Linked DNA regions of Mus musculus: region 1 is linked to region 2. Evidence: chromatin contacts called from ENCODE Hi-C data. All regions are on one chromosome and are shown on one strand. Each heading gives the region's core, a stretch centred on a gene start or an enhancer-like site at or near the end of the contact. The rest is flanking DNA. Distances are from core to core; before and after follow the strand shown. Region 1 holds the start of Tsga13 (testis specific gene A13). Region 2 holds the start of Cpa2 (carboxypeptidase A2, pancreatic).

The links. Hi-C counts contacts between places; a loop is a spot of excess contacts on that map.
Region 1: a loop to region 2 is called in a map of T-helper 17 cell, with 1.8 times the contacts of the local background. The contact joins the promoter of Tsga13 here to the promoter of Cpa2 in region 2. A Hi-C loop is called at or near these places in 8 of 37 maps with a recorded cell type or tissue (Patski, T-helper 17 cell, gastrocnemius and 1 more).

Annotation. Positions count from the first base shown.
Region 1 is chr6:30,910,892-30,917,579 of GRCm38, reverse strand. Tsga13 (testis specific gene A13) reads left to right here and starts at 2,007. Exons shown (of 8, transcript NM_054073.2): 1 at 2,007-2,082; 2 at 3,843-4,015; 3 at 5,288-5,369. The coding sequence starts at 3,993. 4930412F09Rik (a long non-coding RNA gene) reads right to left here. Exons shown (of 4, transcript XR_868928.3): 3 at 5,188-5,313; 4 at 3,687-4,704.
Region 2 is chr6:30,537,939-30,544,934 of GRCm38, reverse strand. Cpa2 (carboxypeptidase A2, pancreatic) reads right to left here and starts at 3,293. Exons shown (of 11, transcript NM_001024698.3): 1 at 3,206-3,293; 2 at 719-800; 3 at 1-44. The coding sequence starts at 3,270.

The sequences.
Region 1 (6,688 bases), core at 758-3,257, 370 kb before region 2:
AGACTTCCTATGTAACTGAAGAAGATATTGACCTCCTTGGTCTTGGAATGTTCATCTTCTAAATGCTGGGATCATAGGCATGCCCCTCCATAGCTGGCCGATGTTTTTACTCTCCTCTCATATCAGGAGCAACAGTTGAGATGCTGCCTCTAAGACAGACTATGTCTCTTCTACTGGAGGCCATTGTCTGATGACTATGTAGCTACTTTTTCCTGCTTCTCCTCCAGGTCCTGGCCTTTCTTCTGGGTTCTATAAAGATCCTGTCTCTTTAGAATCCTTGACATGTTTGTGTATTTTGGGGCTCTGTCCTATATCTTTTCAGCACATCATTTCTTTATCTGCATAGTCTCATCTAGTTCACTGTTCCAAACTAGCACATACACTTGTGGCTGGCTCTGAAATATGGACTTGTATCCCAAATGTCTTAATCCAGTTGGATTGTTATAGCAAAATGCTGAGTGGCTTATAAACCACAGAATTTTATCTCTCGTGGTTCTAGGGCCTGAAAATTCAAGACCAAGGTGCTGGTAGATGCTGCTTCTGATGCAGACCCACTTCCTAGGTCTCAAATGGTATCTAAGTTGTGCCCTTATATGGCAGAAGGGACATCGATGCTTCCTGGAGCCTCCCTTACAAGAGTATCAATAATTTACCCTAAAGTCTGTGACTTTTCATACCCTTATATCGGGATTAGGTATCAACCAATGAACTTGGGTTCATGTAAAATTCCAATCTGCAGCCCAAAACTTGTCTCTTCTAAGCTCTGGATTCATTTTTTTATATTATATTTTATCTTATTTTGGTGCTAGGGACTAAACCTGGGATGTCTCATACATGCCAAGCATGGGTTCTACTACTGGACTACACCATGACCTTCAGACTCATCTTTTAAACTATTCACTAATGACCCTATTTGCCCCAAATAGTCAACTGACCAAACTCAAACTGTTGTTCATTCTTCTCATTTGCCCATTCTCTATTTCTCTATAGCTTGGTGAATTGTATCCTCACTTCCACATATTAGGCAAGAAAACTAAAATGTGATGTATTACTACTATCCCATGACTGCCTGGGTCTAGTAATCCTACTGTTATATCAGGAAACATTTGTGAACCCTGCCATCCTGATATCTTTTCTCTCTCTCCACAGCCACTGTGTGCTTTAGTGACAATTATGTATTTAGGTATTTTTGCAGTTGTTAGAAGTCATAGAAATGAGCTCTGATTAATTTAGGCTAAAAATGTTTATTTGAATGGATATTGGCAAAGCTCAGAGAATTGAAGGGAAAGTTTAATAACCATGCTTCAGGAAATGCCAGGTCTTGGGTCTTCCTCATTGCCCCCATGGCATCCTGAGATTGTCTCTAATGTGGGTGTCACCTTTTGTTGCACTTTGTGCTCCTTTCTGGGTTAATCGTTCTCATTAAGGTTGAGAAACACATTGAATTTATGTTTGGGTGACCTAGGATGGTGTCTGATGCATTATCACATATTTTAAAATAAGCTTTGAGGGCCTAACATACAAAGCACAGAGTGGCTGAAAATATACATAAATGTCACATTTCCATTTTTAAGGAGCTAGCTGACTTTGCTTACATACTAGATCAGTCAGTATGTAAGCAAAATACAAATAGAGCTATGAGACACTTAATGCACACCAAAAACAATGCCCAAAGACATTGACCGGAAAGTCGATCTGAGTAGCAGCATAAAGAAAGAAGAATCCAATGGTTAGGAGGAGTGTGTTCTAGGATGGGGGTGGGTATGAGAGAGATGTATTCCCTGTGTGTATAACACACTTACTGTGTTGAGAGATGAGATGAGAATGTTGGTTAAGGAAGCAATGAAGAGATGCTGGCCAGTCAGCGGGAGGAAGAGGATAGGTCAGATAGATAAGGACAGATCATGCAGAATTTTTTTTTAATGTGTGTCTTTGTCCCTTACATTCTGTCTTTAGAACAGAGTACTTCAGCATTCTAGATTGCTAGTCCTTCAGAATCTAGAAGAGACTCATTGTCTTCAGCACGGAAAGCTTCCCTGTTAAGGACTTGTCTCTTCCTGAGATTTCCTAGTATCCTTAAAGGTACCACAAGCCAGGTCCTTCTCTTTTCTTCCTCTTTCCCTTCTCTCTCTTCCTCCCCTGCTGTTCTTTCCTGCTTGCCTTTCCTTTCTTTGTCATGATCTCTCTATTTTGCCAGGATGGTCTCAACCTCCTGAACGCAAAGCATCCTTCTCCTTCAGCCTTCCGAGAAGCTGGGACAGCACTCACGTGCCACCACGCCCAGATATATCTTTCTATTGTGAATGTAGTTTTTATTTCTGTGGGATTCTTCCCCTCCAGCCTGGGCTGCACACAAAGAAAATGTACAACTTCTCATTGGTAGAAAATTTTTAATTTCAATTTTAATACATACTCAAAACTAGAGAGACAGTTCTAGGAAAGCTAAACATGAAAAAAGAACAAAGAACTTACTAGCTCACATCCCAAGAAGGGAACTTTCAGGATTTAAGTCAATCCAGTCAAAGTCTGGACTTGTTTGTTTGTATGTGTAGACAAGCAAACTAGAAATAAATCCTAATGTGGGGAACCTATTGATAGGAATTTGGAACATTTTTTCCAGATGGTGGTTTTTATCAACGTTCTTCATTTTTAAGGCCCTCATAGGTTACCTCCCTTTATTTCTTACTACTCAAAACATCGGCCACTAGCCTTCCAGTCTGGGGGGCTTCACACACCATCCAACAAAACTCTTAAGTCCCACATCCCTGAGGACACCTCCTTCCCCAGCCTCATTAACCTCTCTTTTCTCTAAACGGCAGGTTCCCTAAGCTGGTCCTCACACTTCTGATAGTCCATACTAAGAAGTGCAGCAGGAACTGGAGAGGTAGCTCAGCACTTAAGGCTGCTTGGTGTTCTTGCAGAGGACCTGAATTTTACTTCCAACACTCACTTCAGGCGGCTCACAACTATCTTTCACTTTAGCTTCAGGGAAATCTGAGACCTCTGGCCTCTGCAGGCACCTGCCCTTGTGCACACATGTCCTTCATACATAATTAAAAGTAAAATAAATCTTGTTTAATAAGTATAGCGCACACACATACACACACGTGCTCATGTGCACACACACACACACACACACACACACACACACACACACACACACACACACTTTCCCCAGCTTCTCAGGCCTTAGCTGTGGATAAGGATTGTTGTAAGTTGAAAGAAAAGGGAACTTGAAAGTTGGAAGAAGTTCTTCAGACTTTCCCTTTCCATTGTACATATTTCATTTCATTTTATTTCATTTCATTTCATTTCATTTCATTTCATTTCATTTATAATCCTTAAATAGGTAAATCTCCCATTAACCGTATTAGACTGTCACCTTTAAATCCTTCAATTAATGATTTAACTTTACAGATGAAATTGAGACTTGTAAGAAATGAAGTCACTAATGTATTAGTGCGTATTTTTCCTCCTCCTCCTCCTCCTCCTCCTCCTCCTCCTCCTCCTCCTCCTCCTCCTCCTTCTTTTTAATTTTTTTTTTCCGAGACAAGGTTTCTCTGTATAGCTCTGGCTGTCCTGGAACTCACTTTGTAGACCAGGCTGGTCTCGAACTCAGAAATTCGCCTGCCTCTGCCTCCCGAGTGCTGGGATTATAAAGGTGTGTGCCACCACACCCAGCTGTATTTTTCCTTCTTATGTTTCAGGTTTCATAATTACTTCCCTTTCTCTGCCCTCATTGGTTAAATAAATTTAATTTTTCAAGGGCAAGGATCATCAGACTTTACTTAACTCCAACATCTATAATACTATTTATTAATCTTCTCTTGTTTCTTACACAGGATCAAGATTGAGTCTGGGCACACGGTGTGTGCTAAGAAGAGAATAATTTATTGACTTTTGAAGCCTCATAGATGGTGAATCATAGAGGCACTGGTTTTAGGCCTTGATGAATACTAGCTGTGAGTTGGTCCAGTTCTCAGTGAATAGCCATGGGCCCAAAGAAAAATTCCAAGTAGGAAGTCTTCTTTGCTAAGCTGTAAACACCAATTTCTACTAACTTTGTCGTGCATAGCACCCTCGATGTTGTGAATCACAGAGTAGAGCTTTATTAAGTATGTTTTAGTTGACTGTTTGCAGAAACAAAAACAAAAACAAAAACAGAGTTGGATCCGTATTTCATGTGGCAACAAAAGGATTCTTGCCAAAAAGAAAGCACCGGACTGCTCAAAATGAGTATTGATGGAATAAGAAAGAGCTTTTCATATAGTTCAAGGCTGACTATATGACCTTGCAGAAGAACCTAAGATCCTGTGCAGCTTTGTAAACACACACACACACACACACACACACACACACACACACACACACACACAAATGGTAAAGTTCTACAATAAAGATGATGCAATCGTATTAACTGTTATATACATACAGTAAGAGAATACATCAAAAGGGCATAGACTTTAAGATATTTAGACAAAGTGAACTTAATTGAATCTACCCAGTAGGTTCGGGAATATTTTTAAACCCTTTAGTCTGAACTTGGAGGACTAGGGATGTACCTCAGTGGTAGAACACTTGTCTGGCAAGTGAGGTCCCTAGACTCAATCTCCAGTGTGGGAAGAGAAGAGTCAAGAACTTCAAAATACTTTATAATTAGGCATTGTAACTTCCTTCCTCCTCGCCTTCAAAGAAAGTGGATATCTGGTGGAAGACAGAAACGTAAGGGAACAATAATTCTTCACGAGTGTTTGCCATTGGTGACTAATTTTACTACTCTAGTTCTAGAAGAAGAAACTTTTAGATGTAGTTGGGAAAATGATTTGACCATTCATCTAACCAAAGCCAGTAGGGATCAGAAATTTCATTGTGAGTTCCCCTAGCTGTCTTTGTTTTCATGACTGACCAATTAGCTATCACTGGCCAAAGTCAGGGCCATTTCAATATGGAAGACAAGCAGGTAGGTATTTAAAATAGTAGTAGGATGGTCTAGCTGTCTGAAAGAATTTTCTTGGGCATTCTACTACAGAAACCTCTTTGAGTGATCTAAAAAAAAAAAATCAACTTAGCAGGTGTCCACTTATCTCAGAGAAGTCCAGTAATCTCTGAGTCTTAAGTTTTCCTTTCCTCAACACGCAAGATGGATATGATGCATCTATTTGAGTTATGGGCACCTAAGTTACTAACCTCTCGAGTTAAGTTCCCAAACTTAAACGGAGTGAGTCTGTGGACCTGCAGAAATGCTCAGGAGTCAGTAATGCACCTGGATGTCCCACTCCCTTTTCAGGTTTCAAGAAGTCAGTGGATCAAAGCCTGTGGGAAATGTCTCTATTAGGTTTGAGAAACAACTAGGTCAAGATGATGAAGAGGTAAGAAGACAAAACAACAGCAACAGCCTTATATGTCCCTATGTCATCTTTCCTTGGGATTGCTTAAACTATCTTACAAGTAGTGGGCTTGTAAACTTCCTATGTAAAAGCAAAGGTGAACAAACATTTATATACAGAGTGAAGTTAATGTATTCCATTTTTGAAAAAGGAACAGAGAAGTTGAGGCGGTAACAAGGGTATATCATCAACAAATCAAGACACAAAACTGAAAACCACTTACCATAGGAAGTATTAAATCCTAACTCAACTAGACGGCAATCTATTTTTTTTTTAATGTAAAAAAAATTTTTTTTTGTTTCTCTAGACTTGGTTTCTGTGTAGGCTTGGCTGTCCTGAAACTTATTCTGTTGGCCAGGTTGGCTTTGAACTCAAAGACCGATCCACTTGCCTCTGCCTTCTGAGGGCTAGGATCAAAGGCATGTACCACCACCAACCAGTCACTGTTTAATTGATTTTAAAAGTTACCATATGAAGTAATGTTTAGTTTTAGATGTTTTGTTTTGTAGAACTAGAAACTAAACGCAGGACCCCGTGTACACCCGTCAATCACTCTATCACTGCGCTAGCTCCGTACTCCTTGTCTTGGTTGGGTTTTATCGCTGCCACAAAACACCATGACCAAAAATCGAGTTGGGGAGGAAAGGGTTTGTGGAGCTTACATTTTTAGATCATAGTCCATCACTGGAGGAAGTCAGGACAGGAACTCAAGCAGGGCTAGAAGTTGGAGGCAGGAGCTGATTTCAGAGGCCATGGGGGAGGGGTGCTGCTTACTAGTTTGCTTCATGCGGCATGTTCAGCTTGTTTTCTTACAGAACCCAGGATCACCACCAGCCAGGGATGGCACCACCCACCCTAGGCTAGGCCCTTAACCATTGGTCACTAATTGAGAAAATGCCTTATAGTTGGATCTCGTGGAGGCATTTCCTCAACTGAGGTTCCTTCCTATCTGATGACTCTAGCTTGTGTCAAGTTGACACACAAAACCAGCCAATATAGTCCTTTCTTTACCTTTTAATATAGGGACTCACAAAGATGTTCAGTATAACCTTGAACTCAACATCCTTTGGCCTCTGTCTCTGCCTCTGTCTCCAGTAGCCAAGACCATAAGCCTAAGCCACTAAGTCTACCATAGAATATAAGTTCCAATGTGACATTGAATATGTCATATGTATGTGTCAGTATAATTTATTCCTATGTGTCCACCTCCTGCCACTGTTTCTCCATGTTTTGTAGTCTCCTTTTGCTGACCACTTTCTTTTGTCTTAAATAGCACCATTTTCTGTGTTCATTTCACTAAT
Region 2 (6,996 bases), core at 2,044-4,543:
TGGACTGTCTGCCTGGGGACGCTGGGGGATTTCCAAAAATCAAGCTGAAAGGAATAAAGATTCAAGCCAAAAAAAAAAATGATGGAATCACTCTGGGAGAAACAGATAGCTGTGTACTGATGGATTTCAATAATGCAACTGGCTGCCTAGTTGATTTTGAGTCTACAAAACCAGAATCATTCCAGAACCACTGGGATACAGCAACAAGAGATTCTGTGTACCCAAGGGTCAGCAAATATGTTGTTTTCAGCACACACACACATACACACACCATGACCAGATATTAAAATTGGCAGAGAAAGAGATGAATTTAAGTTATGGGAGGTCTTAAAAAAATAAAATCAATCTGGCACTCAAGAGGTCCAATTCATTTCATCATGGGGTATTAATGCCATAAATAATTTTAAGGGGGAAATAATGAGTTAAAGGTGTTCAGCTTTCACAGTTTCCATCCTCCTCCCCCCACCCACTCAAGTCTTGCAGTAGTCCTGCGAGATATGAAGAATGATATATTTTTCCTCAGTTTTCTGATTGTGAAAATGAATCACCGGGAAAGAAGGCCATTTGCTCGGGGCTGTAGAGTTGGAGCTAAAGTCCAGGTTCTAGGAGTCGGCATCCCACATTACCTCCAAGGAGTCAAACTACAGACCCGAAGTAGCTGCCAATCGCGCCGACTTTATTTACTGAAGAGAGAAAATGCTGATGGGATGACCAATACCTCAAGGTGCTCTTCGGCCTCCAGTTGCAGCAGAGTCTTAATTTGCTCTTCATCATTCGGGATCACCTCAAGAACTTGATCTCTGAAATAGATTAACCACAGACAGGACCTTAGAAGCCAAAGCTGTTCACCATTTCCTGTTGTTTTGTGCTCCGGTCAGCCTCTGCAGGGACGTGAATGCAGCAGTCAATAATCCCGTTCACAAGCCAGAAACTAATAAATCCTGCCCTGACCCACATCCCCGGAATGAGGAGGTGATCAAACAGCTTGATTTCCTCCAAGGAAATGTTATCTAAATAATAATGAAGAGGTGTACCTGCTCCTAGCAGGAAGCTTGCTTGCCGTTAAAGTTCCCTTTCCGTGAGCTAATGAGTATTTGTCAAACAACACCTGCTGCTCATAAAGCACTGGCTTCTAAGACTTGTCTGTTCCTGCTTTTCAGAGAGGAAAAAAAAGGAAGAAAGAGGGCAGGGAGAGTAATTAATTTAGTGCTCGTAAGAGGAGTTAGAGCCACATCTGGGGACACATGAAGTTTTCTGGTTGCTTTTTTGTTTGTTTGTTTGTTTGTTTGTTTGATTTTCGTGACTGAAAATGTAACAGAGTAGCATCCCCAGGTCCCACGGTCTAAACAAACTTGAGGCACAGCAAGAGGAAAATGAGGCCCAGGCAAATCAAGTGGTGGGTCATACCCACAAGCTCACAGAAGCTCAAAGGAGAAAAAACCGTATCATGGCAGAAAAGAGAAATTCCCAAACTGGCAAGTGTATTGTTAGCGAAAAGTTTGGATGGAAGAGCCTTTCCTTAGTAGCAGAGCCTTTTCTTTCTGCATCTTTCTGTGTTCCCAGCGGGCTGACTTCCTGTGCGTGTGCTCTGGAGAAGGAGCAAATGCGCTGAGAACACCCGCACTAGGACGGGTGAGAACGGGAAGCCAGGCCTTCAAAGAGCTCCACACGGTTTCCACGGCTCTCCCGGGTGACACACAAGTGGCAGAACGCAAGCTCTTCCAGGCCCTTCTGCCTGCAAGTAGCCATCTGCCACAAATGGTCTGAAAATTCCTCCATTTGGGTCTCATTACTTCTAGTTAACGCATGGACTCCCAAGAGTCCATACTTAAAGTGGGGGCTGGGGAAAGGAGCAGATTAGACTAGAAGTTCCTAGTACGGTTTCTAAGGGATGGAAGCCCTAGGAGTTGCGCAGCCAAAAAAAGGAGGGAATGTAACTTAAAAAAAAAAATCCCTCATAGATTTCTAATGCATACTTACTTAGTCAACATTCTAGAAATCCTAAAGTTCATTTCGTTCTCTGATTCCCAAATCAAATTTCATGGCTTCATTGATTCCCTTAGAAAACCCTCCAAAAATGCACCCTTACAGAACTGTGGAATCAGGACTGGTGCGGGTGGCTCACACCTAGAAGCCTGGAACTTGGGAGGCAAAAGTGGCAGGAAGGCTACAGGTTAGGGGGCTGCTGGCAGCCTAAGTCCTAGCTGAGCTCGGGGGCTGCTGGGTCTACAGAGTGAGAGCCTGTCTCAAAAGACCAACGAAACAAAGAGTCAAAGGATTTCAAAACCAAGGTGAGTGAGTCCTAAAGACAGAAGAGGTATCTATCACCTGACACTTGCAGCCCGAACAGGCCCTCCGGACCCCTGAGGAGGCCCTACCACCCAGATAAGAAAATAGGAAGACAAGTGCTGACAGGAAGGATAAAGTCCAGAGAGGTGGGAGGTGGGTGGGAGACAGGCCCTTACAACGACAACGACAACGCCTGAGGCAAGTGTAGACTTAGCCTGTCTTCCCTGCTGTCTGTCATCCCCACATTCTGACCACTGGAGGGAAAGGGGGATGGGGGGGGGGGTGAGGTCAGTTCTGTGAACATTCATTTTTACAAAATGGAGTCACTCCTGTGGCAGCCCATAAAATATTGTCTAAGGTCCTGGGAAAGGAAGAGGAATAGGTCTTGAACTCATCTCACAGAACCAACTCTCCCAAAGACAGCCTGCCCTATCTTTAAAGCTATTCTTCCTTAGCAAATGATGAGGGAATTCCCAGACTAACTTCACACAGTACTTATCCTCAGTCTCCAGTCAGAGACTGCAGGCTCCCACAGGCACTGGAAGTGCCAAGGCAGTACCATTCAAAATACATTTCTCCTCCTGCAAAATCCCTAGCCTGTCCTCTGTTGTCTGTACATACTAAGTAGAAGCCACCACAGTCTGTAAGTGCCCCCAACGTGCAATCCTACTCTTTATTACCAGATAAAAGGTCTCTCGTTGGGGCTTTTGATGGTTTCCACTCCTTTCCACCTCTACAGTCATTCATCTCCACTTTGATCAGCTCCTACCTTTCCCGCTATCTCCCCCCAACCTAAGAGGGCTCTGAAAACACAGAACACATGCATCCCTTATTCTGTGACCAAGCTGTGAACAAATGAAAGGTTTCGGGAATCAAGTAAGTAGAATTCAGATAAACACCAGAAAGTCTCGCTTACCCCACAAATGTTTCTTGACAGTAGATATACCCAAATAGGGCAACCAATAACGGGGTCAACCTCATGGTCAATGCTTTTCCCAGAGTCCAGAGTTCAGAGCCCTTCCTGAACTTTATAGGGAGCAGGGCTGAGAGCTCTCTATTGACTCTAGGAGAATTCAAAGGAATTCCCATATGGCCAAATTCTCACCGCTTGTGAAGTTCTCAAGGTCCCAGATACCAGAGCACGCTATGGCCAGTCTGTATATTTTCCTTTTTTAGGGTGAGATAACAGATTTCAATGGAAAGAAAACAAAATTGCTAAGCATACCAAGGGCAAATCAGTTGTTTTTGATGAGAACCTAAGTGCTGCTAGCCCTGCTGGGTGATAGAAGCCAGGTTAATAAACCTAAAGGTTAAAGTCCTTTCTGGGTCTCAGACAAAGCGTTTACAGTAATTACCCAGAGTCCCGTCCATCATATCCCATTACTTTGCTCATTCATTTATTTTTACAGTGTTTACTCTGAAGCGCTGAAGCCACTCAGTCCACATCTGCCCAGGGTCCCTGGAGATGTGGCCCGGCCCGGCCTCACTCTCTATTAAATAAGCAAAACAGAATGCCTTGTAATATTTAATCCCACACTGTCTCTAAAGTGATCCATCTGCATTTGTACCAAATTAATACCTCTATTGCTAGGTGTCTTCTCAAAATGACAATGTCTTTCCGGATCCTAGCAGTAAAGACACTTGTTGAGAAAGTTTGTGTTTCAAGGAGAGGTTTTACTGCATCACGAATTCCCCTATGCAAGAAAGCAGTAGATTTGGTATCTGTTTCTCTGAATTTCTTTAGGCAATTTGCAACTCTCTCTCTCTCTCTTTCTCTTTCTGTCTCTCTCTCTCTCCCTCCCCCTCTCTCTCTCCCTTCTTTCTCTCTCCCTCCCTCCCTCTTTCCCTCCCTCCCTCTCTCCCTCCCTCCCTCCCTTCCTCCCTCAGATTGTTTTCAAACTGGTTTTGGAGCTGACACTAGCTTTGAACCCCCAGTACCCCTGTGTCTAGCTCCCAAGTGCTGAGATTACAAGCATCTGCCTTCATACCCGGCTTGTTTTGTTTTGTTATGTTTGTGGTTTTTTCCAAAGCAAAGATTGTACTAACAAAAATTATTTTTAGATGAAAGTAATTTTTCTTTGTCTATACACATAGACCTTCCATGATCTAACTTTGTTCACTGTCTACATGGAGACTGAGTATACCTATTTTCTTTTAGGAATCCTATTTATTGTATCCGCATAAATAGGAATCTGATTTATCATCTACACATTATATTCCACCTGGCAAAAATCAACCACAAACAGCTGTAGAGACTTTTCCTACTTTCCTTTGTATATCAAAATTTTTATCTGCACACAATTTAAATCCCTGGATTAAAATTCTCAAGCAACTGCTCAAAAGAGAAAGGCACACATGTCATGTTTCTAGTTGAAGACATTATTTAGTTTGTTTTTTTTTATGTTTATGCTTATGTTTTTGTTTTGTTCTAGGTTTTTTGCTTGGTTAATTGGTTTGGGGTCATGTGTTTTTTGTTCTTTTTTGTTTTGTTTTTGGTGTTCATTTTGTTTGGTTCTGTCTTGTTTATTTTTGAGCCCAGATGGCTGATGTAGCTGAGGGTGACATTGAACTCTTGATCCTCCTGCCTCTACCTTCTGAGTACTAGGACTGCAGACTTGTGCCACCATGCCCAGTTGGCGTGGTGACAAAGGTCAAACCCCGGGCTTTGTGCATGTCAGGAAAGCACTCCGCCAGATGAGCCCCCGTTGGACTCTTAAGAGTCAGACAGGGCTTGAGACATGGCTCAGTGGTTAAGAACATTGGCATCTCTTCCAGAGGATCTGTGTTTGATTCCCAGCACCCACAAACTGGCCCTCAAGCTAAGTCTCAAGACAGGGAGTATGTGGTGAAAGAAAGATAAGAGATCTGAATTGCTAGTGGCAGGCAAATGCAAGTTGGGGGAGAGCTGGGGAAACCGAGCACACAGCCAAGTCAAGGAGTCATAATGACACATGCCTTCCATCAAAGCACTAGGGAGGCAGAGGTAGGTGGATCTCTGGTGAGTTCAAGGCCAGCCTGGTCTACAGAGTGAGTTCCAGGACAACCAGGGCTACACAGACAAACTTTGTCTCCTAAATAAATAAATGACAAACAGCTGAGTATGGTGACACACACCTATAATCTACCACAGGCTGCAGCAGGAAGATCATGAGGTAGAATAAGTGTGGGCTACACAACAAAACCCTGTAGGGGAAAGAAAGAAAGAACAGCATAAAGAAGGAAGGGGAAGGGAGGAGAGAAGATCTAAAGGAGGGAGTGGAGGGAGAGAGAGGAGGAAGAGAGAGAGAGAATTAAAATGGTAAAAACAGCTGGAAAGCGGATAAGGCTGTAAGTTCTAAGAGGTCTTTGTTTCTGTTTCTGACGATGTAAAGATCATATCATGACAGAGCATTGTGTTCTCCATTTTCTAATTCTAGAAACAGGATAGCATATACCAAACTGCATGTATTTTAAACACACCGTTTGATAAGTTTTGACATAGGTATATACCCACATCACCACAATCAGTGTGACATATCACATATCCATCATCCCTGATAAAAATCTGTTCTTGAGAATCACTGAGAAAAATTTCCAGCCAGAAAGAGGTCTTAGACAGTCTGTGCTTTAGGAATGAAGGAATGACACACACATACACACGCCCCAGAGGAAGGGCCTACAGAAAGCCCCAGGGCTGATCGGAGGTAGAGCAGGCACCAAGAACACTGTCCTCTGGCTCTGGTTCCCAGCTTTGAAGCTCCACAGGGCCCGATTACCACCAAGTAATTCTACTCAGCTCTAGGAAAAGACAATTTTTGACCAAATGTGCCTTTAACAAAGAATCCCGGGGAAGCTGTAATTTAGGAGAAAGATGATAGGTCCCTGTAGAAAATGGTCTGATGGCACGTTGCTCCGGACCAGGATGTAGCTGGGCACGCTACTCAGGGTTTTGCCCTTTAACCCCAGAAGGTGAAACAGCCTAACCACAAGGTAAAGGGGGAATGCTATACGGAACCAGAGGAGACCCAACCACAAATTAAATCCCTCAGAACAGTTTCCAGACCCCAAAAGTCCTCCACATCAAAACTCCGGACGTGGACGTCTTTGTCTGTTGAAGTCTGTTTATTTGTAGCAAAGTGAGTTCTGCAGCAGAGTTAATGAACTCCTAACACTGCTTCAGCACATAGCGCTTTGACTGCAAAATACACAGAATTTATGGTTTCAATCAGCCAGGCTTTAAACAAAAATTCCCATCAGAGCCGCCTGATTCTTCGCAGCACCTTTAAAGCAAGACACCTTTAAGCCGTTATGGAATGTCTGTGTTTGGACAAGATGTGAGTGTTCGCAGAAGCCGGGGGAAGGGAGTCCCAGCCGCCTCTCTACCATCTTGACAACTCTTTCTGTAAATGTAAAGTTATTCTGAAAGTGATTCTAAACTAGAAATTTTGTTTAAAAGTGAAGCCCTGCTGGGCATAGTTGCATATGTCTGTAATCTCACTAGCTAAAAGGCCAAGGGGGAGTTAGGGGATGTTCAAGGCCAGGCTGGTTCGGCGGGGGAGGGGAGTGCAGCTGGGGTGGAGGGTGAGGCAAGGGTGTGTTTGTGTGTAGAATATGAACACTACTGAAAATGGATACACACACAGATTAAGCATTTTAAGAAGTCTGAGTGGCTCATGGGCAGAGCATTTGCCTGGTACACACAAGTCCCTGGAGCTGATCCCCGGCACC